2 separate regions of the Mus musculus genome follow, and region 1 is linked to region 2. Evidence: chromatin loops called from intact Hi-C (ENCODE). Cell type or tissue: heart. All regions are shown on one strand. Each heading gives the region's core, and the rest is flanking DNA. Links, peaks and the distances in the headings are about the cores only.

What was found. A loop is a pair of places that touch in the nucleus more often than their neighbours do. Peaks named below come from ENCODE experiments on the same cell type or tissue, not always from the same donor. Only the 100,000 strongest peaks of a DNase experiment are listed, where the experiment ranks them.
Region 1: a loop joins it to region 2, with 2.3 times the contacts of the local background. A loop is called at or near these places in 3 of 42 quality-filtered maps.

What each region holds. Positions count from the first base shown.
Region 1 is chr13:80,876,908-80,891,943 of GRCm38, forward strand. Arrdc3 (arrestin domain containing 3) reads left to right here and starts at 6,515. Exons shown (of 8, transcript NM_001042591.1): 1 at 6,515-7,022; 2 at 10,499-10,580; 3 at 12,182-12,329; 4 at 13,189-13,291; 5 at 13,627-13,883; 6 at 14,155-14,317; 7 at 14,581-14,735. The coding sequence starts at 6,743. In heart, for the core only: no CTCF peak of the experiment used is centred there; DNase peaks (open chromatin) are centred at 7,934, 8,694 and 9,184; H3K4me3 peaks cover 2,500 bases; H3K27ac peaks cover 2,500 bases.
Region 2 is chr13:80,999,553-81,014,588 of GRCm38, forward strand. All of the region lies in intron 1 of 9330111N05Rik (RIKEN cDNA 9330111N05 gene), which reads left to right. Among named protein-coding and RNA genes, the nearest start is that of 9330111N05Rik, 43 kb to the left of the region's middle. In heart, for the core only: no CTCF peak of the experiment used is centred there; no DNase peak of the experiment used is centred there.

The DNA of each region.
Region 1 (15,036 bases), core at 7,474-9,973, 120 kb before region 2:
TACAGGTTCAGAGATTCAGTCCGGTATCATCAAGGCAGAAACATGACAGTGTCTAGGCAGGCACGATGCAGGAGGAGCTTAGAGTTCTATGTCTTCATCTGAAGGCTGCTAGCAGAATACTCACCTCCAGGCAGCTAGAACTAGGGTACTAAAGCCATAACCATGACACATCTACTCCAGCAAGGCCACACTTCCTAATAGTGTCCCAAGCATACACAAACCATCACATTCCACTCCCTGGCCCCCATAGGCTTGGTCAAACATATGAGTCTATGGGAGCCATACCTAAACATAGCGTAATGCAAAATACATTTAGCCCTACTTCAAAAGTCCCCATAGCCTATAGCAGTCTCAATAATGTTAAAAGTTCAAAGTTCAAACCCTCTTCAGAGGTTCATCCAAGCACTTAACTTTAATTTCCAAAGAAGGACAGGAAACCAGCTGGGCAAACTCCAAACTCTGTATCTCCATGGATAATGTCAAAGTAGTCTTCAGATCTTCAACTCCTATTTCATCTTTCTTGACAGCAACAAACTTCTTACTCCTGGGCTGGTTCCACTCCCTGTTGGCAGCTTTCTGCAGTAGATAGCCCATGGCTCTGGCATCTCAAACATCTTGATGTCTCCAAGGCATCTTCAAAGTTACAGCTTCTTGTTCCAATGTCTGGAATCCACAGATGATCTTCTGGGCCCCTCCAATGGCTGGCGTCTTCTCCAGTTCTGCCCTATGTAGCACTCTCATCTTAGGTTGATCCACTCCACTTCTGCTGCTGTTCTTGGTGATCATGCCATGGTACTGGCATCTCCAATACACTGGGTCTTCTACTGCAACAAGGCTTCACCAACAGCCTCTCATAGGCTCTCTTCATTGTGCCAAGCCTCAAATCCCTTGCATAACCCCTTCAGTCTTGGGCTGACAACTGCAACTGAGGCTGTGCCTTCACCAATGATCTTCCATGGCCTCTCACAGTGCCAAGTTCTTCATGCCTTTAAAGCAGTACCACCTGGATGACTCTTACACATTACCAAGTATAGCTGCAGCATGAGGTAAAACCTTGGTTATCTCTGGAACAGAGTTTCTTTATGCTCTCAGAAAATAATTCCCAGAAGATTTTAGTTCAATGATGCTGATCTCTTCTTAGTCACCACTAATTTCTTAGTTCCTGCTAACCAGCATCAATTGTCCCAGTAGACCCTTCTATACTGGACTCTAAAGTCAGAGCCACATGGGTAAAGCTGCTGTATTCTGCTGCTTGCTGGGGCTGGAACATGGCCCCCTTTATTCTATTTTTAGTTTTCTGTTTTCCAACTTCCATACTACCTAAGCTTAGCTGTCCTGGAACTTGCTCTGTACATTGACCTTGAACTCAGAGATCTGTGTGGCTCTGTCTCCTGGACCTTTAAAGGTGTGTACCACCATGCCTGGACCTAAACTTAACTGAGTGGGATCTTGCTGCAAAGTCCCACTCTCTTAATCTGGTATCTTCTAGGACATAGGATTCAGCACTTCCTGGTCCCCCTTTAATATTTAAATCATATATTTTATATTTTTCCTTTCTAAGCTTGCTACTCTTGTTCAAAATACTATTCATGAGAATTAGCCAGAGAATAATGTCTCTGCTGGGCATTTCTGAGACTTCCTTTGTATTGAATTGTACGTTCTTTGTACTGATTCAGTATTCAGAACAACTAGAAAATCATGCATAAAAGTCATAAAGTAGAAACCTACTGAATAAAATCTGTGTGTTTTAATACTGATATAGCTTTTTAACCAATAAAACTACAGCAAATCCTGTCTTCCTTTATTTTCTATTGCAGTGATAAAAAGTATGACTAAAAGGTACTTGGAGAAGAAACAGTTAATTGACTTCCAACTCACAGCCCAATGCTGAGTAAAGTCAAAGCAGGAACTCAAGTCAGGAGGCTGGGTACAGAAACTCAGTCAGAAACCATGGAGGATGCTGCCTACTGGCTCTCCACGGTTTACTCAGCCTGTTCCGTACAATGCCCAGGGCCATCTTCCAATTATGCCTGTCCTCCCCCAATGCCATACAGACTTGTCTACAGACCAACCTTATGGAGGCATTTTCTTAACTAAGATTCCCTCTGCCTAAATATGTGTAGATTTGTGTAAAGTTAACAAAAATCATCCAGCACAAATCCTTATTTTTTTAAAATAAAGTTGGATATTATACCAAGGTAAGGATATCATGGGTAGCATTCACTTTAAAAAGAAAAATTACTCTCTATTTTATTTATTTATTTATTTATTTATTTATTTATTTAATGTACATTGGTATTTTGACCACATGTATGTCTGTGTGAGGGTGTTGGATCCCTGGGAACTGAGTTACAGACAGTTGTAAGCTGCCATGTGGATGCTAGGAATAGAACCAAGGTCCTCTGGAAGAACAGCCAGTGCTCTTAACCTCTGAGCCATCTCTCCAGCCCCAAGGATTCACTTTTTAAATAAGGGTGATTTGAACTTAATATTTTTTTAAGATTTATTTATTTATTTTTATGTATATGAGTACACTGTAGCTGTGATGGTTGTGAGCAACCATGTGGTTGCTGGGATTTGAACTCAGGACCTTCGGAAGAGCAGTCAGTGCTCTTAACCGCTGAGCCGTATCTCCAGCTCTTGAATTTATTTTTAATTCATCAGTCTCATCTGATTTTTCTTTGTGTGCTGTTAGATAAATATATATATATATATAAAATAATAAAAAATTTTTAAAAAGTATCTTCCCATATAATTCTATAACCTTACAGTGAGCTTATGCTTAACACTGGTAGTCAACATTTATCGAGCCAAATGAGGGCAGAGAGGGCAGTGAAATGCCATCTTCTGGTTAGACTCCTCATGAAGTCACAGAAACTGCAGGTTACCTGCACAAGACCAAGCCAAGCAAAATCCTAGCCTAGATTAGAACGGTGCTCTGTAGTCTCCATCTCTTCCTGGGGAGCTAATGGCTACTGGAGAAGAAAGAATCACTCTTTGGTGGGTTTCTTTGGGAGGAGCTTGTGTCCCACAGATAAGACAGCCTGACACAAGTCTTTCAAAGTCCAAAATGATAAAGCATTGAAAGTCTGACAGATTTTCCCAAGTGAAATACATACATAACTATAAGGAGTCAGGCTAATCCTGAGTAGGAATTTCTGATGCATCTTCTCTCCTGTAAAATATGCTGGTTGACACAGTTGCTGCAAAAATCAAAAGGTTTATATTACAAAAATAATAAAATAAATCCAAGTGCCAGTTATGTGTGAGAATTTACCAAGCCATAGATGAAATGTGCTGTCTCACAACAAAAGGTCACTTGAAAACATCTTCTAGAGTAGCACGCCCTCAACCAACTTTTAGACTTAAGTCACCTCACCTGCAAGTGTCCCATGAGACACTCTCTTGATTGATTTTAACCATAACTAGTCAAGTGAAATTCTCCCCAAGCAGGAACAACAGCAACATGAACAGTGAGCTGATGGTGGATTAAGATCATCTCCTGAGGATGTTCAATGACTGTAAGTAAGGGTAGTTAACAACGGTAACACTAACCGGATGCGTGAAACCCTCCACAACGCACATAGAAAAGGTGGCAGCCACAGGTAACGTCTGGGTTTTTATTATATTATTTTTTGATATTTTCTTTGTCTGTCTTATTGGTGGCTACTGTTTTTGTCTGTTGTTTGTTTGTTTGTTTGTCTTGTTTTTAACAGGATCTCAGATAGCCAAGACTGGACTTGAATCCCTGATACTTCTGCCTCTACCCCTACCCCCAAATCTAGGATTACAGGTGCCCCAACCATGCCTGGCTTTTAGAAACCTCATTATCAAGAGAGACTACTAGGTGACGGGAAGGGCAACATTCCCCTAGTACAAACTTTCAGTCAGTAAAATGTGAATTTCCTAGGAGCCGATTCCTCTTGGTGACTCTCGCCTTTAAATTACATATTGGCAACAACAAGCCAAGCCAACAAAGGGGGCAGAAGATGTACTTGACAGGAGGAGAGACTTAGCAGATGAGTAGGAGGACAAAGCATATGAGATGTAGGCTGGGTTGCAGCAGGAAAGAGCCTTGGTGTGAAGATGAATAGCTGAAATCTAAATCAAAATACAATAGTGTCCCAGTGAAACATCAGAGAAGCCCAAGATAGCACGCCACAACCCAGCACTCCCAGCTGTCTCAAGGGGAGACATTTTGAGTCTGCAAATGCAAAGTTATTAAAATCAAAGAGAAATAACATACAAAATTTGACCTAAGCATAACATTTCTTTTAGAAATGAAAATATACACAAGTACTTAGAGGTACCAGCATATTTGTTTGTTCGTCATGCTTTTGTGGCTTCAATAACTAGGAGGGGAAAGCCAAATGAATCAAATATACTTGTTTACACACTTGAGGAATACTATGTAACAAAACCTCAAAAGGAAAAGGGGACCAAAGGGAAATAAATGCAACATGGGTAAAAATTATTGGTTAAGGTTTAGCATGTGTCCATTACTAAAGTCTTTGAGAAGTCACATTAGACTAATAGCAAAGTAAATCTAATGAAGCAAAAGATCCTAGGAGCATCAAATAAAAGAGGGAGCAATACAGGGATGGTGTTGATTCCCCATTAGAAACTTTACAAACTACAAACAATACTAGGATCCTTTTCCATTAAATGCAATTCTCAGGCTCTTACATAGTGATCCTTAATTTTCAGAAATGTGATACAGTTCACAGCACCCACGTAGCCACGTTCACATCTATAACTCCAGTAACAGGGAGTCTGAGGCCACCGATCTTCTGGCTTAACAGGTTCCAGAACACACAATGCGTGCTCTTACATAGATATACATACATAAATAAAATTTAAAAAATAATGTAAATTCTCGTTGTGCCCACTTTTAACTCCACTCCTTGCTCAATCTTCTGTGGTGTCTAATGCTGAAATCCACCTCATACTGAAGGAAACTTGACATTCTAGCAAAGACGTGGCTGTTACCACTAGGGGGAGAAAAACACCAATAGTATTTGTTACCAACCCTTAGCCCAAGGGTTAGACACTTTACCTGGATTATCCACCAGGTGTCAACCAAGAGAAGAAAGTTGCCCCTACCCCCCACCCCGGACCAAATACACAGATGTGTAATTTTATGCATAAAAAGCTAAACTCTTCTTGGCTTTTCCAGTAATTATTCTTCACATAGTTATATTTTAGGTTTTTTTTTTCAGTTCAAGTGTCAAGTTCAATCTAACTAAACATGTAGATTTTTTTTCTTTTTTAAATAAAGAAAACAGCAAGATGAATGTGTTTAGTTTGTTGTGATTCGACCTATCCAGATTTATCATTCAAAAAAAAAATCTAATGTTTAACTATGGACAACCAACCCCCCACATTTTTTGGTTAGGCATAATACAGGATTTTATAACATAGCCCTGTTATGAGGTTATGTTGATTGTTAATGATCTATTACCCCCTAAATCCTGGTGATGTTTATGACTGAGTATTTTACTCAAGGCATTAAAAAAGGAGAAATGTGCCTGTATTTAAAGATGCAGCACGGCAATTAGCATGTTGAATTAAAAGTAAGGCTTAACAAAATTAAGCCTCACTTATATAACAAATCATACTTAAAAACCAAAAACCACCTTATATGCTTTCCTAAGGCTTTTCAGTCTGTTGTAAACAATGTCAGCTAAATGACTATGTTCAAACCGCCTCTTATGAGGTGGTAATTAGGGGTGTGAGCTCTATTCTTATTCCTGATACAGGAGTTGTAATCGAGTCATTCCCTGCAAAAGGAGCAAAAGGTGATGTCTTGAAAAAGGACTTTTTCTCCCTTCGAGGAAGTGGTCAGGCCTACACACTACACAGACAACTTGATTGGGTTTGATGCTGTAGGAGCTGAAGACGGGAGCTGCCTGGAGCATTGTTCTTTGGCTCCTCAGGCCTTGGCTTAGTCCATTGCCACCCAGCCTACAAAGTCCTGCTTGCTTTTGTTATTTCTATCCAAGTCAACAACGCTTTCTTCTATGAACAATATTTGTCTGCTTTTTATTACGTTTCTTTTGAAATTCATTAGCTCAGACTCGGGCCACCAACCGCTTGCCCAACTGGTTTCTCCCCTTCCCCCACGGCTCGCACGTCCTCCGGGTCCGCGGCCCAGGCGCACACTCCTGGCCTGGCGCCGCCGGGTCCCTCTGCTCAGCTCCGGGAGCGCGTGCGGGGCCGGCGCTGCGGCCGCGGCGGGGGTGGCGGGGGTGGCGGGGGTGGCGGGGGTGGCGGGGGTGGCGGGGGTGGCGGGGTGCCCGCCTGCCAATCGCAGCGGCCCATGCACCGAAGTCGGCGGCGCCCGCTCCACACCTACTGTACCGGGAGCGTGCGGCAAGAGCCGGGCGCGCGCCGCGCGGGAGGGAGCGCGCTGGAAGGCTGGCCGCAGTCGCAGCCTGCGCCTGCGCACTAGGGTTGTTTTTCACAAAGCTGCTCTTAAAGTGAGCTGGCAGCCTCCAGCCGCCCGTCTTTGTAAGGAGACCACTGAGACGAGCAGGAGCGTGGAGCAGCGGCTTCTCTGCTGCCCTGACTTTTTAAGAAATCTCAATGAACTATTTGTAGACAATCACTGATCCTGCCTGCATGATTTTTTTTTCTTGCACGGCAAAGACACCCATCAGTGTTAAGTGAAGATCACATCTTATATGCGATCTTGACTTTTTTTTTGGTCTTACATTATATTTTTATAGATTTTGTTATAATCATGGTGCTGGGAAAGGTAAAGAGTTTGACAATAAGCTTTGACTGTCTTAATGACAGTAATGTCCCCGTGTATTCTAGCGGGGACACTGTCTCAGGAAGGGTAAATTTAGAAGTTACCGGGGAGATCAGAGTAAAATCTCTTAAAATTCACGCAAGAGGACATGCGAAAGTACGGTGGACGGAATCAAGAAACGCCGGCTCCAATACTGCCTATACACAGAATTACACTGAAGAAGTAGAATATTTCAACCATAAAGACATCTTAATTGGGCACGAAAGAGGTAAGTTTTTAATTAGTCACTACATTCGACTTCTTTGCATGAGAACTTTAATCTCATTTAGTGCAGTTCTAATCGGCAGTTTGTTAAAGGTTAGCAAACTTAGAAGCTGTAGTTTCTCCTTGACGTTCAAGCGTGTTAAGCCTTAATCCATGCAGGCGTCTGCAAAGTGAGTGCAAACTGCACTTAACTACATCTGTAACCGGCTTCATATCTGCCATACGCACCTTACAACGTGTTTAAATGTGACTCCGTCGTTTTACTAATATTTTCAAATTCATTTGCAAAAGCTGCAGTCCGATATTGGATTTCCTTTATTTTACAATCTTAGATACAGAAATGAGCTCCAATAAAGAACTGTAGTGACATTTAAGAAGGTTGCTAGATGTATCTGATTTTGATATTAACGTGCAAACGACTTTGAGGACTTGATTATTGTTCTTTGATAAAGGGCTTCCATCCCTTATTTTGACATATGGCACCAACACCCCCACGTGTTTTCCCCCTATTTTTCCCAATTCCCTTTAAAATGTACATCAAGCATCGTTTATTTCAAAGAATAATGTCTATCATTATGCAAACTATTAAGTCAGTTTTAGAAGCCATTCGGGGTCAGTGATTTTCTTCTCGGAGCATCATGTCTAACTTTGGAACGTGGATTCAATGAAACCCATGGCAGACAGATGGAATTGAAAAGTATATGACACATCGGATTTGGGTTTGGGGTATAAGACGAAGATTGAAGCATTGTCAAAGGGAGAAGGGGTCCTGAGATTTGCAATCTGTTGTTTAAGTGCCTACATTGTGGAAATACAGGCGACTCCAAGCTTGTTTTTCTAAGTTTCCACCCTTTGTTAGAAGCGGTTCAATCCTGTTTCGGACCAGTTCTGGGGGATGGTGAGGAGGGGCGCTTGTTCTCCTCTCAGCAGATTGGTTACACGCGTCAGGTGGTGGCGATGACTTAATTCCTAGTCCAAGAAGAATATAATGTTAAAACTGGTTATGTAATTTGTTTCTCCTTTCTAATGCAGTATTTTAGTGCAAATACTGGCGACTTTTCAGATAGAGGAATACTTTGTTTTTTTTTAATATCTAAAATGTACATCCTAGGGAGACGTTAATTGAACTTAAGGCAAGTGGGAAATGGAGGATGCTTTAAGTTACACAGAATTAATGTATCGTCTTTTAAATATGAAGGCGAAGCCAATTCTTAGGGTTTACGCACCTACACCAGGGTATTCCAAATACTGAATGGTTCCCTAGTTCTTTTTTTGCAGCGTCCACACGGATGGGGCGTACAATGCCTAATGACAGCGCTCTCGTTTTTTTTTAAAAAAAAAAAAAAAAAGGGCAGGCACATGAATTTGCTTTTGAGCCTGCTTGGACGTTGCAGCCTTTAATGAAATAAGAAGAGACAAAGACTTTTGCCTCGAAGAGTTCAGACTTGTAGTGGGGGGTATAGATAGAGAGTTCTGTGGACAAACACTTGATCCATTGCACCACGATCTCACGGTTAGGATAACTACCTGCACCCTGCGAGGTGCCCCGGCAAGCCTGGCTACGCGTGGACGGGCTCGCAGGGCTGGAATAGTTTCAATGACTTCAAACTGGCAGCTCGCTCTCAAACTAGCCTGGTAGCTGAGCGCCCGCCCCAGGCGCCCGGCGATAGGCGGAGCAGCGTTTGTTAGCCTGTTGCTAAGGCGATGCCAGGCGTTGATTGGATTGGGCTGGTGGGGGTGGGGAGGATCAAGCCGGCTCGCGCCGGTTGGGGCGAGGCTTGGAACCGGCGTGCGCCGGTAAAGGTCCCTCCTGGCCCGCCACCTCGGCTTCTGGGCGCGCCCCTCGCCCAGCGCAGCCGCCGCAGGTGCCATTGCCTTGGGTGCAGGCTCGGTTCCCACCGGGGACTGAGAAACGTGCGGGCGTCAGGGTCGCCCCGGGGCTGGTACCTGTCTGACCCGAGGGGACGTGACAGAGGCTGGGCATTGCAGAGAACGCTGCGGCCAGCTCGGCCTCGCCCATTATTCCCCCCCGGGCCTTCGCCTCCCTGCCGCCGCCCCAGTTCCCCCCGGCTGTAACTGTGTAGGTGTCAGGGTGGCCTGAGCCAGATTGAACCGGTCACCGGCTGGGGCGTGGAAAGCGGAAGCGCGGCGCGCGGTGGCCCCGCCCCCGGCTCAGCAGGCTAGGCTGCGCGGGCGCGAGCGCCGCGCGACGTATGCCGTATGTATAGCGGGGCGCGCGGAGCGCGGGCGCGAGCGGGCGGGCCGGCTGAGAGCTGCTCAGCGCCGGTTTAGGCCGGTCCTCTCCTGCTCCAGTCTAGTTCTTGATTGACAGCCAGGCACTTGTTTACCACGGCGCGGCGGCCGCCGCTCGCCTCAATGAGACTGCTGAGCTGGCACAAAAGGGAACCGGGAGGAAGAAAGGGAGAGGGAGGCGAAGTTTGAGCGCCTTGGAGGGAGCGAATTGACGGGCCACGGTCCCCTGGCCGGTCCTCAGGGCTGACACTTAGAGGGGCTCCCCAGGAGGCGCGGGCAGGAGTGTGCAGAAATGGGCGGGTCACGATGATTTGGGGAGGAAAATCATATTTTGTATGTATTTTCAGTACTTAGGTGAAGTGTAATGATGCAGCGCCAGCCCCCACCTCCATCCCATTCTAATTAAAAAGGATTGCCCATCAAGTAACGCTAGTAAGACTTTGGTATATTACGGAGAAAGCCAAAAGGACCTTTTCACATTTTTGATTTATTTTCACGACACACACACACACACACACAAATGAATCCGAGCAGAAGAAATGGGTTAAGTGAAAGCTTATACCCCCACCCCGCCCCCGCCCAAGCCCCTACAAATGGAAACTACCCAATTAGACTTAAGGATGTTGAAAAAAATGGTTTCTTTGTAAGCATCTTTTAAATTCTGTGCCTTGTAATTAAACTTATAAAAACAGATTTCAGTCTGCTGCTAAAACCAGTTGAGTGTTGAATATTGTCTAAGTAAACAATTGTATTTAGCTTTTAAACAGTTGCTTACCCCTTTCCTTTTGACAGGGTCCCCTCTGGGTGGCCCTGAGTCCCAGGGGTCCTCCCAACTCTGCTTCCAGGGTGGAACTGGAACAGTCTTCTCTAGAAAGCCAGTAGCCATCAAAAACTGGCAATTTGAAAAGTATTCTACGATTTTTGTTTTACTCGCACTTAAGTAAACAACTGGTGGCCAAGATAACAGTGTAGTCCCACAACCTGGTTTTGATACATTTTTTTTAACTGTTTTTCTTTTCCACTAAAATAAAACATGCTATAAAGTATAACTATTCATCGTCCCGATTTGAGGAATGAAGAAAAATGGAAAGTAAGGATTTTTATTTTAGCCAGAGGAAATAATGAAGTTGATAATGGAACTCATAGCTTAAGATGAAAGCTTGTGGCTTCGATCATGAAGAACATCTTGAATAACAAGATTTTCTTTTCTTGTGTTTTTCATTTTAGATGATGATAATTCTGAAGAAGGCTTCCACACTATTCATTCAGGAAGGCATGAATATGCATTTAGCTTCGAGCTTCCACAGACGTAAGTATTCTAAGGAATAGGTATTTTCTATGGATACTTTTAGTCAAGCACGGTCTTATAAAATTAGATACTCCATATTTAAATACGGAGTTTTTAATTTTTTTAGTTTAAAAAAACCCTTTTCATTATAGAAACTTGATAGAGGAAAACAACATATTAAATAGGAGCTATTTTTAATCTCATGTGGCAAAATTACAGAAAGCACACTCAGTTGTTAGAATTTACAGTAGTGTTTGAAGCTTATAAAACAGTACTTAATTTAGGACTGGTGATTCAGTAGGTGCTAGTCAAACAGTAAACCTTCAATCAGCTGCTTATTATTCGCTGTAGTAGAAGAAAGCTGAGGCTCACTGGGTTAAAATTCAGTATTCTGTCTTTTCTTCTATTGTAAATGATTAGCAATAAATTTAGAATGTAAAGATAACACTCAAGGAGAGGTCTGTTCTTTAGACACACATTCCATAGCTTTGTATACAGAGCTACTGAGGACATTACATAAGCTATCATAACCTGGACTTAAAAGGAAACGTCTGTCAGAGCCACCAGAGTGGAAAGCTTGAAATACAGTACATTCTTAGCATTTTAACAGATTGTTGAGATAGAATATGTAAACATTTTTGCATAATGCCTCTTAAGACACTGGAGCCTGTAAACTGGCACCTGCATTGATCTAGAGAATGAATTTAGCTCATATCAGTTTATCAGGCCTTGGCTGTATCTTAACTTTGTGTTTACTCGTTCTGAATTAGAATTTTGTGTAGAGTTCATAACCATTGTAAAATAGTGGCACTTCTACCGGGATAATCTAGCCCTCTGGCTTGGAAGTAACAATGCTGAACATTTCTCTAATGGGTCAGGCTGCTTCTTAAAACATTTTATAAACACCAAATCCTACAATCTGGCCAAGTTGAGAAACAGTTCTGACTCTTTTGACATAGGCTTATTAGAAATATTTTTCTTTTCAAGCCTTAGAAAGTAATGCTAGTTAACAGCCAAGGGAGAGTTAGAATAGGAGTGGACAGGGGTATAAAGAAAAATTCCCATTTCTGTGAATTTATGAAAAAGGCAATTGTGAGAGTATCCTAGACATTTTATGCTATATTTAATTAGTTGCTATAAAAAGAGGCTCTAATTCCTGGCTAACAAAAGTAGAGCAGTATAAAGACTCTTTTCTGGATGTTTGATTAGGATCTAGGATTTTAAAATAGAAATAGTAAGGCCAGTTTTTACTTTTTTGTATTAAAATTTTTACCTTTTCAAGAATAGTATTTAACTTTCATAATTTTGCCACCAACATTAAAAGTAGGCTCTTTAGTTTAAAAGAATTGTATTCTTGTGGCTTTAAAAACAAATTTTCTGTTACATTTACCTCTCATCATTACTTGAAAATAAAAGATCTTTCCCCGGTGACTTATCCCTTTGGAAAGCTGTAAGAAATTTTACGTGTGGTACCTCCTTGATCCAAAAACAGCGCATGGTGACATCTTTCTATACGTGGTACCTTACAGACAGTTCAACATGCTAATGGTTTATTCTGATCTAATACTGAATTTTTAGAAACAGGCATAAGATTAATATATCCATCTTTATATTTTACACAGACCACTTGCTACCTCATTCGAAGGCCGACATGGCAGTGTGCGCTATTGGGTGAAAGCCGAATTGCATAGGCCTTGGCTTCTACCAGTAAAATTAAAGAAGGAATTTACAGTCTTTGAGCACATAGATATCAACACTCCTTCATTACTGGTAAGAACTGACTGAATTCTGGATTGCTTTTTAACTTAATACATAAAGAATAGTTACTTAATCTATGCAATCTCCATAGCTCTAATAAAGCAATTTTATTAAATTCCATTAAAAATGACTATTTTAAAATACAGTAGAAATAGAGCACACAAGCAAATGAGTAATGTGCTCCTATTTTTCATGCTGTGTTAAGTAAATTTAAAAGACCAGTATGTGATGTGAAGTATCTTTTACTCTGAACATAGCAATAACAAAGCCTGGTTTCTAAATGATTTGATGCACAATATTATCGTTTAAGACAATAACATCTACTCTTATTTGAAACTGTCACAAATCAAACTTTGTACTACATTGCATTCTTCCAATTAGGGATAGGTGTCAAGTGATGGGGAGTCAGCATTTTCATGAAAAAAAAATCTTCATTTCTTTTTAAATTGCATTTTATAAGACTAATTCAAATTTGGCTTCAAAAACTATTAGGTTTAAACAAAAAATGACATCTTTAAAGAAATAAAATTCAACCTTTAAATGGACAGCTTACTAAATTTTTACATTTTCAAAGTAAGATGTTACCATTTGGAATTACAACCAAGTTTCAAACAGTTTATGCAGAATTTGGAAAGGGTTTTTTTGCTTATTTTCATTAGTTTTTATTTGCACATGATGGGTTAAAACTTTGCTTTGGAGTAGGATGTAAAGCATTTTTTTTTCTTTATTGAATGGAAGTTTATATAAAGACAGAAGTTGGTGTCATTTAAAACCATTGACTAAGGGAACAAAATCAATTCTCTAATTTGATTTTTAAAATGTGGCATTTTTATGAGTTTGTACATTGATGTTTTTTCTCTATTTTTTACAGTCACCCCAAGCAGGCACAAAAGAAAAGACACTCTGTTGCTGGTTCTGCACCTCAGGCCCCATATCCTTAAGTGCCAAGATTGAAAGGAAGGGCTACACCCCAGGTATGTGTGAGGTTGAAGCCCCCAAAAAGCAATTTACTAAGTATTTGTGTATGCACATCGAATATGACAAATACCAACAGTAAGCACCCAGTCTTCCCTAGGACAGCTGTTCCCATTGTCTCTGTCCGTTTTCTTCTTACAGTGGGGGCTGCTGTTCTCTTGGGATACCGAGAGGGAGCAGGTCTTGTTTTAACTGGAAGTCACTTTGCTCATGTCCAGGATGGTTTCTCTGCCATAGAGTTATATGGGCTTCATAGTTGAGCTTCAGAGGTCTACACTTTATAGTGGGTGTTGGCTTGTTTTCTAATAGTAAATGTAACGGCTTCCCTCTGCAGGTGAATCAATCCAGATATTTGCCGAGATTGAGAACTGCTCTTCCCGAATGGTAGTGCCAAAGGCGGCCATTTACCAGACGCAGGCCTTCTATGCCAAAGGGAAAATGAAGGAAGTAAAACAGCTTGTGGCAAACTTACGTGGCGAGTCTTTATCCTCTGGGAAGACAGAGACGTGGAATGGCAAGCTGCTCAAAATCCCACCGGTTTCACCCTCCATCCTCGACTGTAGTATAATCCGAGTGGAATATTCGCTAATGGTAGGTGTAAAGTATGAAGTTTTTATGACTTAAAGTTGTGGGGTTGTAGTGTTAGCTTATCCAAGTATGGTTTTCGTAGTCCACTTAAAGTGGGGTGTAAATGTGTATGTGAAACTTTGCATTGTAATTCTACCTCTCATAAGCCTAGAACATGGCACATAAAAGAGAAATTGTGAAGAAATTAAAAGGAAATCACAGCTAATATGAGAATTAGGGTGTGTTTTAAAGACGGTTGTACGTGGAGTGCTGACCGAAGCTTCTGTCTCTGTAGGTGTACGTGGATATTCCTGGGGCCATGGATTTGCTTCTCAGTTTGCCCCTCGTCATCGGGACCATCCCTCTGCACCCGTTTGGTAGCAGAACCTCAAGTGTGAGCAGTCAGTGTAGCATGAGTATGAACTGGCTGGCTCTGGCCCTTCCTGAAAGACCTGAAGGTAATTACATAACACAGTTTTAAATGGACTCGAGTACTATTAAGACTTTCTCTTTTGTTTTGGTATATTATATTCCTAGTTAAATTGTACCTTTCCTTAGCACATGTGACCTTAATGTTAAGTTTGGTTATATGTCTCTCTTGTTTTAATCACCAAACAAATAATTACACTTTCACATGACACTTTTTTAATATCTACTATTCTGTGTATCTTGACATGCATAAGAACATGTTGTTCGAATTGCGTGTATCTTTCTCCTTCAGCACCACCCAGCTATGCAGAGGTTGTAACGGAGGAACAGAGACGGAATAATCTCGCCCCAGTGGGTGCTTGTGATGATTTTGAGAGAGCTCTCCAAGGACCACTGTTTGCTTATATCCAGGAGTTTCGGTTCCTGCCCCCACCTCTCTATTCAGAGGTAAGCACCAAGGCAAATAACAATGTACTGAGTCTCCGAGGAAGCAGCAGTAGACGGTTTTAAAAAGGCTTTAGCAAGACAGTTGCTTCTTGATTATCTCAGGAGTAAAAATTTAGAACAGCTTAAAAGTTACAATTGTCAAAGTTTCTAACTTCAACACGTAGGACTTCATCCAGGAAATAATATGACCTTCAAACTCTAGTTGATTCATTAGCATTTTTAAGAAATAACCTTATAACTTTGTAAACATTAATTAAATATCTAGAATTTATATTATTCATAGTCCTCCAATCTAGTTTTT
Region 2 (15,036 bases), core at 6,988-9,487:
CAAGGACAGAAACTACACCCTAGAAAAAGCAAAAAAGTAATCTTTCAACACACCTAAAAGAAGATATCCAAGTAAACATAATACCACCTCTAACAACAAAAATAACAGGAAGTCACAATCACTTTTCCTTAATATCTCTTAACATCAATGGACTTAATTCCCCAATAAAAAGACATAGACTAACAGACTGGATACGGAAACAGGACCCAGCATTTTGCTGGATACAGGAAACGCACCTTAGTGATCAAAGCAGACACTACCCCAGAGTAAAAGGATGGAAAATAATTTTCCAAGCAAATGGTCCCAAGAAACAAGCTGGAGTAGCTATTCTAATATTTAATAAAATCAACTTTCAACCAAAAGTTACCAAAGAGGATTAGGAAGGACACGTCATACTGGTAAAAGGAAAAATCTACCAAGATGAACTCTTAATTCTGAACATCTATGCTCCAAATGCAAGGGCTTTCACATTCGTAAAAGAAACTTTACTAAAGCTCAAAACACAAATCGCACCCCACACAATGATAGTGGGAGACTTCGATATCCCACTCTCATCAATGAACAGATGATGGAAACAGAAACTAAACAGAGACACAGTGAAACTAACAGAAGCTGTGAACCAAATGGATCTAACAGATATTTCTAGAACATTTCATCCTAAAGCAAAAAGGATATACATTATTCTCAGAACCTCATGCACCTTCTCCAAAATTGACCATATAATTGGTAACAAAACAGGCCTCAACAGATACAGATTGAAATAATCCAATGCACCCTATCAAATCACCACGGACTAAGGCTAGTCTTAAATTCCAACAAAAACAATGGAAGACACACATACACGTGGAAGCTGAATGACGCTCTACTAAATGATAACTTGGTCAAGGAAGAAGTAAAGAAAGAAAATAAAAGGCTTTTTAGAGTTTAATGAAAATGAAGACACATCATACCAAAACCTTTGGAACACAATGGAAGCAGTGGTAAGAGGAAAACTTATAACTCTATGTGCCTCCAAAAAGAAACTGGAGAGAGCTTACACCAGCAGCTTGACAGCACACCTGAAAGCTCTAGAAGAAAAAGAAACAAATACACCCAAAAGGAGTAGACAGCAGGAAATAATCAGACTCAGGGCTGAAATCAACCAATTAGAAACAAAAAGAACTGTACAAAGAATCAACAGAACTAGGAGCTGGTTCTTTGAGAAAATCAACAAGATAGATAAACCCTTAGCCAGCCTAACCTGAGGCACAGAGAAAGTATCCAAATTAAAAAAATCAGAAATGAAAAGGGAGACATAACGGAAACCATGGAAATCAAAAAAAAAAAAAAAAAAACCAAATCATTCGATTCTACTACAAAAGTTTATACTCAACTAAATTGGAAAATCTGGTTAAAATGTACAATTTTTCTAAACATATACCAAGTGCCAAAGTTAAAACAGGATCGGATAAACCATCTAAACAGACCCATAACCCCTAAAGAAATAAAAGCAGTCCTTAATAGTCTCCCAATAAATAAAAAATGTCCAGGAACAGATGGGTTTAGGGCAGAATTCTACCAGACATTTAAAAAACCTAATACCACTACGCTGCAAACTATTCCACAAAAATAGAAACAGAAGGAACACTACCCAATTTGTTCTATGAAGCCATAATTATGCTTATACCTAAACCACACAAAGACTCAACCAAGAAAGAGAACTACATATGAATCTCCCTTATGAACTTTGATGCAAAAATACTCAAAAAAATTCTTGCCAAATAAATCTAAGAACACATCAAAAGGATCATTTACTACGATCAAGTAGGCTTCATCCCAGGGATGATTCAATATGTGGAAATCAATCAATGTAATTCACTACATAAACAAACTCAAAGAAAAAAAAAACACGTGATCATTTCATTAGATGCTCAAAAAGCATTTGACAAAATTCATCATCCCTTCATGGTAAAAGTCTTGGAAAGATCAGGAATTCAAGGCCCATACCTAAACACAATAAAAGCAATGTACAGCAAACCAGTAGCCAACATCAAAGTAAATGGAGAGAAACTTGAAGCAATCCCACTAAAATCAGGAACTAGACAAGGCTGCCCTCTCTCTCCCAGTCTGTTGAATATAGAACTCAAAGTTCTAGTTAGAGCAATTCGACAACAAAAGGAGGTCAAAGGGATACAAATTGGAAAGGAAGAAGTCAAACTATCACTATTTGCAGATGATATGATAATATACTTAAGTGACCCCAAAAATTCCACTAGAGAACCCCTAAAGCTGATAACCAACTTCAGCAAAGTGGCTGGATATAAAATTAAGTCAAACAAATCAGTAGCCTTCCAATACTCAAAGGATAAACAGGCTGAGAAGAAATTAGGAAAGAACACCTTTCATAATAGTCACAAATAATATTACATACCTTGGAGTGACTCTAACCAAGCACATTAAAGATCTGTATGACAAGAGCTTCAAGTCTCTGAAGAAAGAAATTGAAGAAGATCTCAGAAGATGGAAAGATCTCCCATGCTCATGGATTGGTAGGATTAAGATAGTAAAAATGGCCATCCTGCCAAAAGCAATCTACAGATTCAATGTAATCCCCATCAAAATTCCAGCTCAATTCTTCATAGAGTTAGAAAGAGCAATTTGCAAATTCATTTGGAATAACAAAAAAATCCAGGATAGCAGATACTAGTCTCAACAATATAAGAACTTCTGAGGGAATCACTATCCCTGACCTCAAACTGTATTACAGAGAAATAGTGATTAAAAACAACTGTATGGTATTGGTATAGAAACAGGCAGAAAGATCAATGGAATAGAATTGAAGATCCAGAAATGAACCCAACACCTATGATCACTTGATCTTTGACAATGGAGCTAAAACCATCCAGTGGAAAAAAGACAGCATTTTTAACAAAGGGAGCTTGTTCACCTGGGGCTCAGCATGTAGAAAAATGCAAATCAACCCATTCTTATCTCCTCGTACAAAACTCAAGTCCAAGTGGATCAAGGACCTCCACATAAAACCAAGACCCTGAAACTTATAGAGGAAAAAGTGGGGAAGAGCCTCGAAGATATGGGCACAGGGGAAAAAGTCCTGAATAGAACACTAGTGGTTTATGCTCTAAGATGTGCAATAGAAAAAATGGAACCTCATAAAATTGCAAAGCTTCTGTAAGGCAAAGGACAGTGTCAATAGGACAAAAAGGCAACCAACAGATTGCAAAAAGATCTTTACCAATCCTACATCCTGTCGAGGGCTATACAAAGAATTCAAGAAGTTATATTCCAGAAAATCAAATAACCCTATTAAAAAATGTGGTACATAACTAAACAAAGAATTTTCAACTGAGTAATATTGAATGACCGAGAAGCAACTAAAAAAACGTTCAACATCCTTAGTCATCAGGGAAATGCAAATCAAAACAACCCTGAAATTTCACCTCACACCAGTCAGAATGGCTAAAATAAAAAACTCAAGTGACAGCAGATGCTGGTGAGGATGTGGAGAAAGAGGAACACTTCTCCATTGCTGGTGGGATTGCATCCTGGTACAACTACTCTGGAAATCAGCTTGGTGTTTCCTTAGAAAATTGGACATATACTACCTGAAGACCCAGCTATCTCACTCCTGGGTATATACCCAGAAGATGTTCCAACATGTAATAGGGACACATGCTTCACTATGTTCATAGTAGCCTTATTTATAATAGGCAGGAGCTGGAAAGAACCCAGTTGTCCTTCAACAGAGGAATCTGTACAAAGATTGTGGTACATTTACACAGCTACATTTACTCAGCTATTAAAAATAATGAATTCATGAAATTCTTAGGCAAATGGATAGAACTAGAAAATATCATCCTGAGTGTGGTAACCCAATTGTAAAAGAACACACATGGTATGCACTCACTGATAAGTGGATATTAGCCCAAAAGCTCCAAATAACCAGGATATAATTCACAGACCACATGAAGCTGAAGAAGAAGGATGACCAAAGTGTGGGTGCTTTGTTCTTAGAAGGAGAACAAAATACTCACAGGAGTAAATATGGAGATAAAGTGTAGAGCAAAGACTGAAGGAAAGGCCACCCAGAGACTGTACCACCTGGGGATTCATCCCATATACAGTTATCAAACCCATTCACTATTGTGGATGCCAGGAAGTGCATGATGAAAGGATCCTGACATGGCTGTCTCCTGAGAGGCCCTGCCAGAACCTTACAAATACAGAGATGGATGCTTGCAGCCCATCATTGGACTGAGTCCAGGGTATCCAATAGAGGAGCTAGAGAAAGGCCCGAAGGAGATGAAGGGGTTTGCAACCCCACAGGAAGAACAACAATATCAACCAACTAGACCCCCAGGAGCTTCCAGGGACTAAGCCATCAACAAAAGAGTACACATGAGTCCAGCTGCATATATTGCAGAGGATGGCCTTCTTATGCATCAATGGAAAGAGAGGTACTTGGTCATATGAAGGCTCAGTAGATGCCCCAGTGTAGGGGAACTAAGGGAGGTGGGAGTGGGTAGGTGGGTGGAGGAACACTCTCATAGAAGCAGGGGAAGGGAGGATGGGATAGGGGGTTTCCAGAAGGAGGGGGTACTGGGAAAGGGGATAACATTTGAAATGTAAATAAAGAAAATATGTAATTAAAAAAAGAAAATAATAAAAACCCATTGGGCCTGTTGTCTATTATAAATATCTACAACTACTAAATGTATACTCAGGCTTTGAAACCACCATGGTATTCTGAAAATAATGGGCCTGGTCTTATAATTATTATATTGTTATTCATCAAGACCTTATATCCTCCCTGAGTTATTTTATCCTCTGTGTACATCTCACCATATGTCATACCATGGTTCTTTCAGATGTCTCCATCCATTATGCTGTGCAGGCCTGAGTACTCAGGACCATTTCTGATTGTCCGTTGTGGTGTCCCTACTACTACAAACTTAATGTATAGCAACTGACATGGCATTTGTGTTCAGTGACTATTTACTGAATAAGTGAATAGTTATTTAGTATGGGTAGATGGAAGCATGTCAGTACTGAACATTTCAGGAACCCATGCTGCTTGGAAAAAAACACAGTCAAGATGTACGAGCACTGTTCTAAAAAGTTGTCAGGCCTGGAGAGAGTTCAGAGGGTAAGAGCTCTGCTGTTCTTGCAGAGGACTGGGCTTCATTCTCAGACCCCACAAGTTGGCTCACATCTATCTGTGACTCAGGCTCTAGGGAGATCTGACAGTCTCTTCTGAGTTCTTTGGAGTGTGGGGTCATACATACAAGGTAAAATATTCAAGTATGTATATAACAAGATAAAATGGTACAAGAAAACTTTCTCATTATTGCCACCTACTCATATTATTTTTAAAGCATCCAAGGTATGTTTCAAAAATTGTTTCGATCTTTAGACTTAAGAAAATATCTTAACAATGTTGTTTACTAATTTAAAAAAAACAAACAAGTTCCACACAGTTAGACTGCAGTGGTTTAGTTGAAAATGCCCCTTCCCCATATGTTTACATGCTTGGTCCTGGGTTAGTGAAATGTTTGGGAAAGACGAGAACACATGGCCTTGATGGAGGAGGTGTTTTAACGAGGCTGGGCTTGGCAGTTTCAAAAGTCCACATTATTCCCAGTTAGCTCTCTCTGCTCAATATCAACTCTGTTGCCCAGGTATGAGTGATAACTTTGATTCAGACCTACATGAAAAAGAACAAGCATGGCAATAAATAAATAAAAACTGAGCAGTTTGAGAAAAAAAAAAAAAAAAAAGAAAGAGCACCAGAGTATTCAATGTTGGAGCCAAGGCTTGCGCTGAAAGAGGTAAGGCGGGGCCTGATGTGAGATTCTCATTGCCCTCATGTTGATTTACCATATGTCTTTTTTAAAAGTCTGTTTGAAACATAGTGCATCGTTTTGCATGGCTTTCATTATATAAAACTAGAAACACATAAAGTTTTATTTATATCTCTTTTGTATGATTACTTTAAGAGCTGAACTTTCTAATACTGTGTCTAATACATGTAAGTGTGTGTGTGTGTGTGTGTGTGTGTGTGTGTGTTGGGGGGGTATTCAAACTGCTAAATTATTAATAGAATCCTCCATTTAATGGGTTGAAAAACAGGCTCCTTGGATGGCAAGGGTTTTGTCATCCATAATGTCTAGCATGGAAACTAAGAGCAGCGTTAGGCCCCACTAAGAGCAGCATTAGGTCCCAATAAATATTTATGGAATGAAAACTACATAACTGGTTTTAAATGTAAGTGTCCCTGCACCTAGGCCTACAGCTTATTTGAAAGCTGTCATCCTCAGCTGTTCTTCAAAGCTACTATTTAGTAGTGATTTGATACACAGTTAAATTGATTAAAGTATTACTAACAATGACTGCAATTTTAGCTTGTATATTCCCAAATATCTTGTAATCTTTCAAAACCACACACAGACTACATACACATATTCTCACATACATACATACACTATACACACATACTCACATACACACCCACAACACACACACACATTTATACACATATTTCAGCCAGTGGATTGGCCTACCCCATATTTGCTAGGTTACTTCAATTCTACCAAGCTCCCCTCTTTCTAGGAAGTGAGGAGATCAACACTTGGTTCATATCTACACCAAAAAGTTAACAGTTATTTAAATCACTGGACAAGCTATGATATTTCTAGAGGAATAAATCAATTATATATAATTAAAATTATTCGTTAGGCCTAAATTTCTAAACTTTTTGGTTTTGAACTATCTACTATTTCAGTATGGGTATATCAGCAGTGTAGACAGAAGCCTTGGGTACTTGCTGCTTGAATGTCTACTCCCTTATTCTCTGAGGGACACTGACTGCATGGAAAGGCTCTGTACCTGGTTACTTATCGGTGTCTTCTTGTATCTCATATAGATGTGTTTCTTTACCACAGACTTAAGCATTTCTCATTTTCCTCACCCATGTGCAATTGATTCTGTGTTCCATGGGTTTAACACCTGTAAATTTAGCCAACATCTGATCAAAAACATTCTTTAGACATATGTACACAGAAAATGAACAGACTTTTTTTTTTTTAATTGAAACTATTCCATAGCAAAACCGTGTTAAAATTATTTACATTGGGATGACATTATGAGTAATCTACGGAGGTTTAAAGTACACAGGAGAATGTGCATATACAAACACTAAAGCATTTGTGCTGGGCACTTGAGCACCTATGAGTTTTGATGTCTGTGGAGAATTGGAAGGGGATATGCTGGGACCAATAATTTCTGACATAAGGATGACAATTACCCCATCACAAGGCTCATTTCCAGTATGGTTTCTGGTTATCTGCTTCATTGATCTTCACTTCTCTTTGTTCTGTGAGAAAAAAATGTAGTTTGGAGCCAATAGAGGAAATAAAAATGTACTAGAAGTGTTTCCAATACAAGGGCATGTGACCTTTAAGAAGAGTCCAACTTCAATTTGGCTGAAAGGCTTTCTGTAGGCAAACCACCTCCTCAAGGTCAAGAGAGTTCGAAGAACACAGCAAACTTTGTTGAGCACGCCAGTGAATTTTGTAAAAGTTATTTGTGTGTGTGTGCATGAAGACATAGTGCTTGGCTGGTCATTCTGGCCTCCAGATAGTCACAGGATGCAGCCAGTAATGATCGTGGAACACCCTGAAACAGATTATTAATTTAATAAACCAAAATTGTCTGATTTCTTTCTTTGTAAGAAGGAATGTGTTAAAAATTTTTACTCTGTTCTCCCTCGTGTATTCTTTTACGCTGTTCCAAGTAACTTTTTTTTTGTTGTTTTATTTTCTTTTTACCTAGAAGAGCTCATTGTAAAGCCTAAGTAATATTTTGTCACCAAACAAATATCCCTGGCTTGATAGTATAGTTAAGTACATTGACACACATGCACGCATGCATGTAAACACACACACACACACACACACACACACACACACACGCACACACACTTCTTGCAAAGTCTTAATAGGTACCAGCAACAGTTATTTAAACCTGTCTGGTGATGCCTCATTCAGCTCTGGGATTGTCAGGCTGAACGACGAGGAACGTTAACAGGAGATATATGACAGAAGCCTAACTTCAGCGAAGGGAACAGCACAGATATGATTAGTGCGGAAGGGCTGGGCATGGTGGTTCATAGCTCTATTCCAGCATGCAATGTTGTGAGGCATGAAGACTCTTTTGAGATTAAGGCCAGTGTGGACTACATAACAAGACCTCTCTCAAAAAACAAGCAAAAAAAACCCATCTGATTATTTGATTAAAAAATAAAAAGATATTTGCTAGAAACAAGGAAAATAGACCAAGGATGGACTTCTGAGTGAAAGATGGGCACCTTTCATTTATTTATTTATTTATTTATGTTCTTATTCACTTATTTATTTATTTATTTTCTTATTCACTTTACATCCTGATTGCAGCCACCCTGCATCCTTTCCTCCCAATCTGCCCCTTATAAATCCTTACTCCAACGACCACTTCCCCTTCTCCTCAGAGAAAGGGGGTGCCTCCCCATCCCCCTTGGGTACCATACTGCCCTTGGCCCTGGGACATCAAGTCCCAGTAGGACTAAGCATATCTTCTCCCACTCAGTCTCAACTAGGCAGTCCAGTTAGGGGAAGGGATCCAAAGAGAAGCAACAGAGTCTGAGACAGCCTCTAATTGTTAGGGGTCCCACATGAAGACCAAGATGCACATCTGTTGCATGTATATAGAGATGCTAGGCCCATGTCTTCTTTGGTTGGTGATTCAGTGTGTGTGAGCTCCCATGGACCCAGGTTAGTTGAATCTGTGCATCTTCTTGTAGTGTTCTGATTCCTCTAATTCCCTCAGTTCTACATCCCACTCTTCCCCAAGACTCCCTGAGCTCTGCCTGATGTTTGGCTGTGGGTCTCTGCGTTTGCCTCCATCCACTGCTGGATGAAGCCTCTCCGGAGACAGTTATGCTAGGTTCCTCCTGTCTGCAAGCATTGCAGAGTATAATTAATAGTGTCAAGGTTGTCTCTCACATGGGATGGATCACAAGTTGGGGCAGTCATTGGTTGGCTGTTTCCCAGTTTTTTGCCCCATCTTTATGCCTGCACATCTTGTTGGCAGGATAAATTTTAGGTTGAAGGTTTTGTGGGTAGATTGATGTCCCCTTGTCTCCACTGGAAGTCCTACCTGGCTTCAGGAGGTAGCCACTTCAGTTTCTATAGCCCCTGCTGATAGAAATTTCAGCTAGGATCACCTCCATAGACTCCCCGTAGCCTCCCTGGAACTTCTTGATGGAGGGAAAAAAAAAAGACAAGTGAATGCTGGCTGGTTCTATAAAAGAAACTGAAGGCTATGTAGGTTAAAGAGTTATCAGAACAGCTTCTTAAAAGAAAAAAAACAACAACACCCAAATAGCAGGAATCAACAGAGAAGCCAAGGAGTGCTCTGAGAAGTCTGCCTTTGGAATCAAGGCTGTGGATGGCCAGAGTTCCAAGGAGGAAATGGCCCACATTGGCAACCCAGCAGGTGATTTAATTAAAGTGGGAAGGGAGTGGATAGTAAGGGATTTGACCGCAGGAAAGCCACCGGTGAGTTTTGCCAAGGAAACCTGAGCACTGAGAAGCAAGGAAAATAACCGGGGCTAGGGGAAAACCCCAGACTCTAAGGACAGGGGCCAGAGACTGAAGACTATTTTTTTGTGGAGCTTGGCTGTAATACAGAGAGAGGCAGAGAACAAGGTGATGGGCTGTGGAGTGGAAGTGAAAGAGAGTGAAATGTCAAGTAAGCCTGGACTTGACTGTTTGCTTTTCCCTGGCTTGCCTCTAACACTTTGCTTTTGCCTGTGGTATCCTGCTGAGTTAACAGTATTCTGGGTCCAAAGAAAGCAGGATAAATACCTGCTGATTGACTGACCCAAATCCCAAAGCAGGATACTCCAGTCACAAGGTCTAAACAGGGACACAACACTGCCAATTGAAACCTGCCTTCCTGGTTGCTTCAGGCTACCCAAGCTTGGCCAGGCTGTGAGCAGAAACAGTTGACCACAGCCATGTCTACGGTGGCCATAAATCAGTGTGGGAGAGAATTTCCTGGAGAAGAGGCATTTCTAGCTGGGTTTTCTTTGTCTCCAGCTGCTAATCGTAGTTATACTGCAAACCCAGAGGGACATAAGTACACTCTATTTTCCATAAAGCTAAATTATTGTTTTATTGTCAGTAATAAAAACTTCCTGGGCTGAGGGTGATGGTTAGAAGCTCCAATATAGTGAGAAAAAAAATCTAAGTAACTGCATTTGAGCATCTTCTTTTGCCTATTTTATTTTAAAATTAACTCTTTCCAGCATAACAGACAACATAGTGGGTTTCATTATGTTAGGTTAGTCTTAGACTCATGTTAATGTTCTTGCCTCAGCTTAGTGAGTTCTTTGATTATCATCACACCTTGCCTGCATTGCTACATTTTCATAAGGAAAGATTATATTTCATTATCATTCGGCTTCCCTTCTTTTCCTCTCCTTGCCTCCTCTCCCCTTGTTGATCCACTTCCTCCTCTCACACAGTCCTGCCTCCAGATTGCATGACCATGTGTATTTTATAGGCCACTGAGTGCTCTTCTGCAGGTGTTCCTGAAGAGAAGCTAAGCTGCTGATAGTTTAAATGCTTAGACATCATTTGCCACACCATACTATTGATTTTTCCTAGAAAGTTTTTTATTATTCTTTTTTAATATTCAATTAAAGGATCTCATTTCCAATGTAATCACAATGTGATTTAAGTGTCAATGTATATATTCTTTGAGGTCACAAATATGTAGCTTATACTATTAATAATATGAGCTGACTAGATTAGTTAAAGACCATTGGCAAGTGTGGTGTTCTTCCTTTAACTCCAGCTCTCAGGAGGCAGAGACAGGCAGACTCTGAGTTTGAGACCAGTCTGGTCTGTATGATGAGACTTTGTCTCAGAAACACTGTAGTAAACCCTTTTGTTTACTATGTGATGAATAGGTCATATAGGAGAAAGCATGAAAACAAGAAATTAGTTATAAGTCCAAAGTAATGGGTCAGCTAAGAGAGGGTAACAGCTCGGAGTAGTGCAAGAATTGTAGAAAAGTGATGTGAGTGGGTCTGGCTGGGCACACTTTGAAAAGAGAACTCAAACCCATTTGCAGATGGATAAAGGAACTCTGGCAAAAGAGCAACTACCATAGTTTGGGGTCTGAGCAACAGAACCTAAAAGGAACAAAGGGTATTGGTGAGAGATCAAAAACCATGTTTCCAACATGGTAAGACTTAAATGCTTCTTACCCTTGTTATGCAGGGACTTAGAAAAAAAACAGATGAGGAATTTGCGGGGTGTTTATTCACCCCAACTTTCATAAGAGCATCCATGTGATGAAGATTTTCTATCACTTTGCTAGTAGCTCCTAACATTAGCAATGGTTTAGTTAGCAGTCCAGTATCAAGTAGATAGCTTTCAGTGTCAGAGGGAAGCTGAGGAGACAGAACTCAGCCTAAAGTGATTCTAAGAAGAAAACCACTAGGTACATTTGGGTGTAATACTGTCCCTTGGTAGGCTTGAATCATCTACATTTCACTTCTTATTTGGGCTCCTTCCATAATAGAACATCCAGTTTGGGAGTATGTGATTGTTTTAGTCCAGAGATACAGAACAGAAAAGGAGATAGCTATATATCTATGTATCATCTATATATGTATGTATGTATTTATGATCTATTTATGATCAACATATATCTGCTAGTTAGTCAGATAATTTATTTACTTGGAGAGCTGACTCACTTGCTTATGGAGACTGAGAAGACTCCCAAGTGAATTAACGGGGAGGTTGGAAAACTGGGCAAGCTAGCACCATGGCTCACTCCAAGTCTAAACGTTTTATAACTAAGGAAGATAATAGTGTAAGACTTACCCCATGTCAAAAGCCCAAGATCACAAAGTATAGACCCCAGAGTTCAAAGTTCAAAAACTCAGGGCATAAAACAAACAGCCTAACAAACAAATAAAAACAAAACAAAACAAAACAAAATACACAAGTAGAAGACATCTGGCTTGGGAACAACCGAGCCACATTTACATTTCACCATTGTATGGCCTTCTAGCTGGCTAGTTGGTGTCTACCTACACTGAGGCCTGATCAGTGCCTCAGTCCCCTTATCTGTTAACGCAGTAGAGATTATCATTTAATGTCAAACCACCTTAGTTTCTTTTTTCTTTTCTTTTCTTTTCTTTTTTTTTTTATCAGAATGTAGGGTTCAGTGCACACTGGGGCATTGGAAATGACCCTCAACCTAATCAAGTCAGCAACTCAAATCACTCCTCTAATAATTGGGTGGTCATCAGCACTTATATTTGCTTTTCCTGGTCATTTCCTGTGATGTGCTATGTAACATGGTACTTTGCAGCAGGACACATCCTTTTATGCAGGAAGATATAGAAAATGGATTAGTAATCACACCATAGTTATTGGCTTTATCAGGTATTTCATTATCCACTTGTTATGTGCCTTATGGAATTTTGAAATGTCACACCACATGTTGTGGTGGCAGTCAGGGGGCAGCAGTCTGTGACTGTAGTGTAGCAATCTACAAGTCTATACAGCATGTGCTCTGAGGGGCTTGTTTATAGCATCAATATTTCTATAATCCTTTTCCTTGTGGAGTAGAACTAACTAGGGAATCACTTTGTATAGATTGTAAATGGCTCGTTCACAAAGCTGCTTCATTTTACTTTCGTCTCTGCTGGTCTGGGAACAGTAACTGCCTCAGCTGTCTTCCATTCCTGCTGTAACAAAAACCCCAACAGAAACAACTCGAGGAGAAAAGTTTTATTTCTGCTCAGGTTCCAGAGACTTCAGGCTATTATAGCCAAGAAGGCTGGGTATTGCAGCTCAGGTCAGACCTTGGCAAACTAGGGAGGAGAGAAAAAGAACACAGGGCCTTGGCTTTATTTCCCTTTTATTATCTCCAGGAACCACTCTATTAAAGATGGATTTTCCCTTCAGCCTTCCCCATTTATCAACCCTCTTTGGACTGCCCTCATGCACAGTCCCAGAGCTAGCCCTTACTGTTCACAAGCATTTGTCAATTTAGTCAAGTTGGTAAGATTATCCATCACAATCACTAAGGCAAGGCTGCAAGGACTGAACAAACTGTCTTAACTGAGTTAAGAGCTGAGGGTGAGCAGTCAAAATGGAGGTTTATGACATAAAAACAACAATCAGTCCTAGCTGTGGGAAAATACTGTTGTTACGCAGTGAGTTCTCCTCCTCCTCCTCCTTCACCTTCTTTTCCTCCTCCTCCCCCTCTGCCTCCTCCTACTACTGCTCCTCCTCCTCCTTTTCTTCCTCCTCCACTTCTTCCTCCACTTCTTCCTCCTCTTCTTTCTTCTGAGACAGGATTTCTCTGTGTAGCCCTGGGTGGTCTTGAACTTTCAGAGATCCATCTGCCTCTGTCTCCTGTGTGGTAGCATTAAAGGCATGTGCTGCCACTGCCAGGTCCATGATGCTTCTTAACACTGGTGTATGCATGCACCACCATGATGAAAGGTGAAAGGAAAGTGCCACTGAGCTTTGAACAAGGAGGTGCTCCCCCAGGATGAAGCTATGGGTGAATGTGGGGCTGAGGGTACAGGAACTCAATGAAAGTGCTTCTTGGGTTCATACCTTGCCCCTTCAATCCTCTCAATAAGTCCGTACACTGTTCAACACTCTTTGAATTCATTGAAGTGATTAATAGAGGTGGGTTTCATGCCAGCAAGATTTTGCTGAAGGGACCCTGTTATAGCTGTCTCATATGAGGCTATGTCAGTGCCTGGCAAATACAGAAGTGGATGGTCACAGCCATCTATAAGATGGAACACAGAGCCCCCAATGGAGAAGCTAGAGAGAGAAAGCACCCTAGGAGCTGAAGGGATCTGCAACACTATAGGTGGAACAACAATATGAACTAACCAGTACCCCCAGAGCTCGTATCTCTAGCTGCATATGTAGCAGAAAATGGCCTAGTTGGCCATCACTGGGAAGAGAGGCCCCTTGGTCTTGCAAACTTTATATGCCCCTGTACAGGGGAATGCTAGGACCAAGAAGTGGGAGTGGGTGGGTAGGGGAGTAGGGTGGAGGGAGGGTATAGGGAACTTTCGGGATAGCATTTGAAATGTATACAAAGAAAATATCTAATAAAAAAGAAAGCAAGGAAGAAAGAAAGAAAGAAAGAGAGAGAGAGAGAGAAAGAGAGAGAGAGAGAGAGAGAGAGAGAGAGAGAGAGAGAGAAAGAAAGAAAGAATTAATAGAGATAACAAAGTATCAGTAATGATGCATCACCAAGAGCCCTTGCCAAAATAAGTCTGTCACATCACCTGCCACATCTTCTGTGCTATGTGCATTTCTACATGCAGCAGGCCTCTTGTACTTTCCACTTCCTGTTATTTATGCAGTATACTTTAGCATGGTTTATTTAAATATTAGTCTGACCATGGCATAAGTCCAGAAGAGCTGGATTTCAATCTAGGTGAGGATTCTGCTGTTCTCTTTATATGGGGAAAGAGAAAGACAGTCACTTTAGGTTGAGCAAGAACTTCCTCCTTGCCACTCCCCCAGAAATTAGTATGGAGAGTTCATGAGCTGATGTTTGGCTGCCAGAAGTTTGGCTTACAGGACATTATGATTCATTTTGGCCACATGGCAGTTCAGCCCCTCTCCATTTGGAGAATTCCCCACTTATGGAACTTAGTGGGAGACAAAGAAAGGCTGAGTGCTAGACACCGACATCCCTTGAGGACATAGACTATGGTTCACATTGGTACTTTGTCCAGAATTACTGATGCCAGGATCCCAGCACGGAAATCTTGCTGCTTGGGACTGTGTCAATGACAACAAAAAGCTGAGCTTTGTTTATTTCTTAGCTCAACTGGAGTAGGGCTCTGCAGCCCTTCCCCTGAGTCTGCACATTACTCACAATCTTTTTGATAAATTCTCATTTTGCATAATTATAAAACTAGAGTTGCCAGAAACTGTAAAC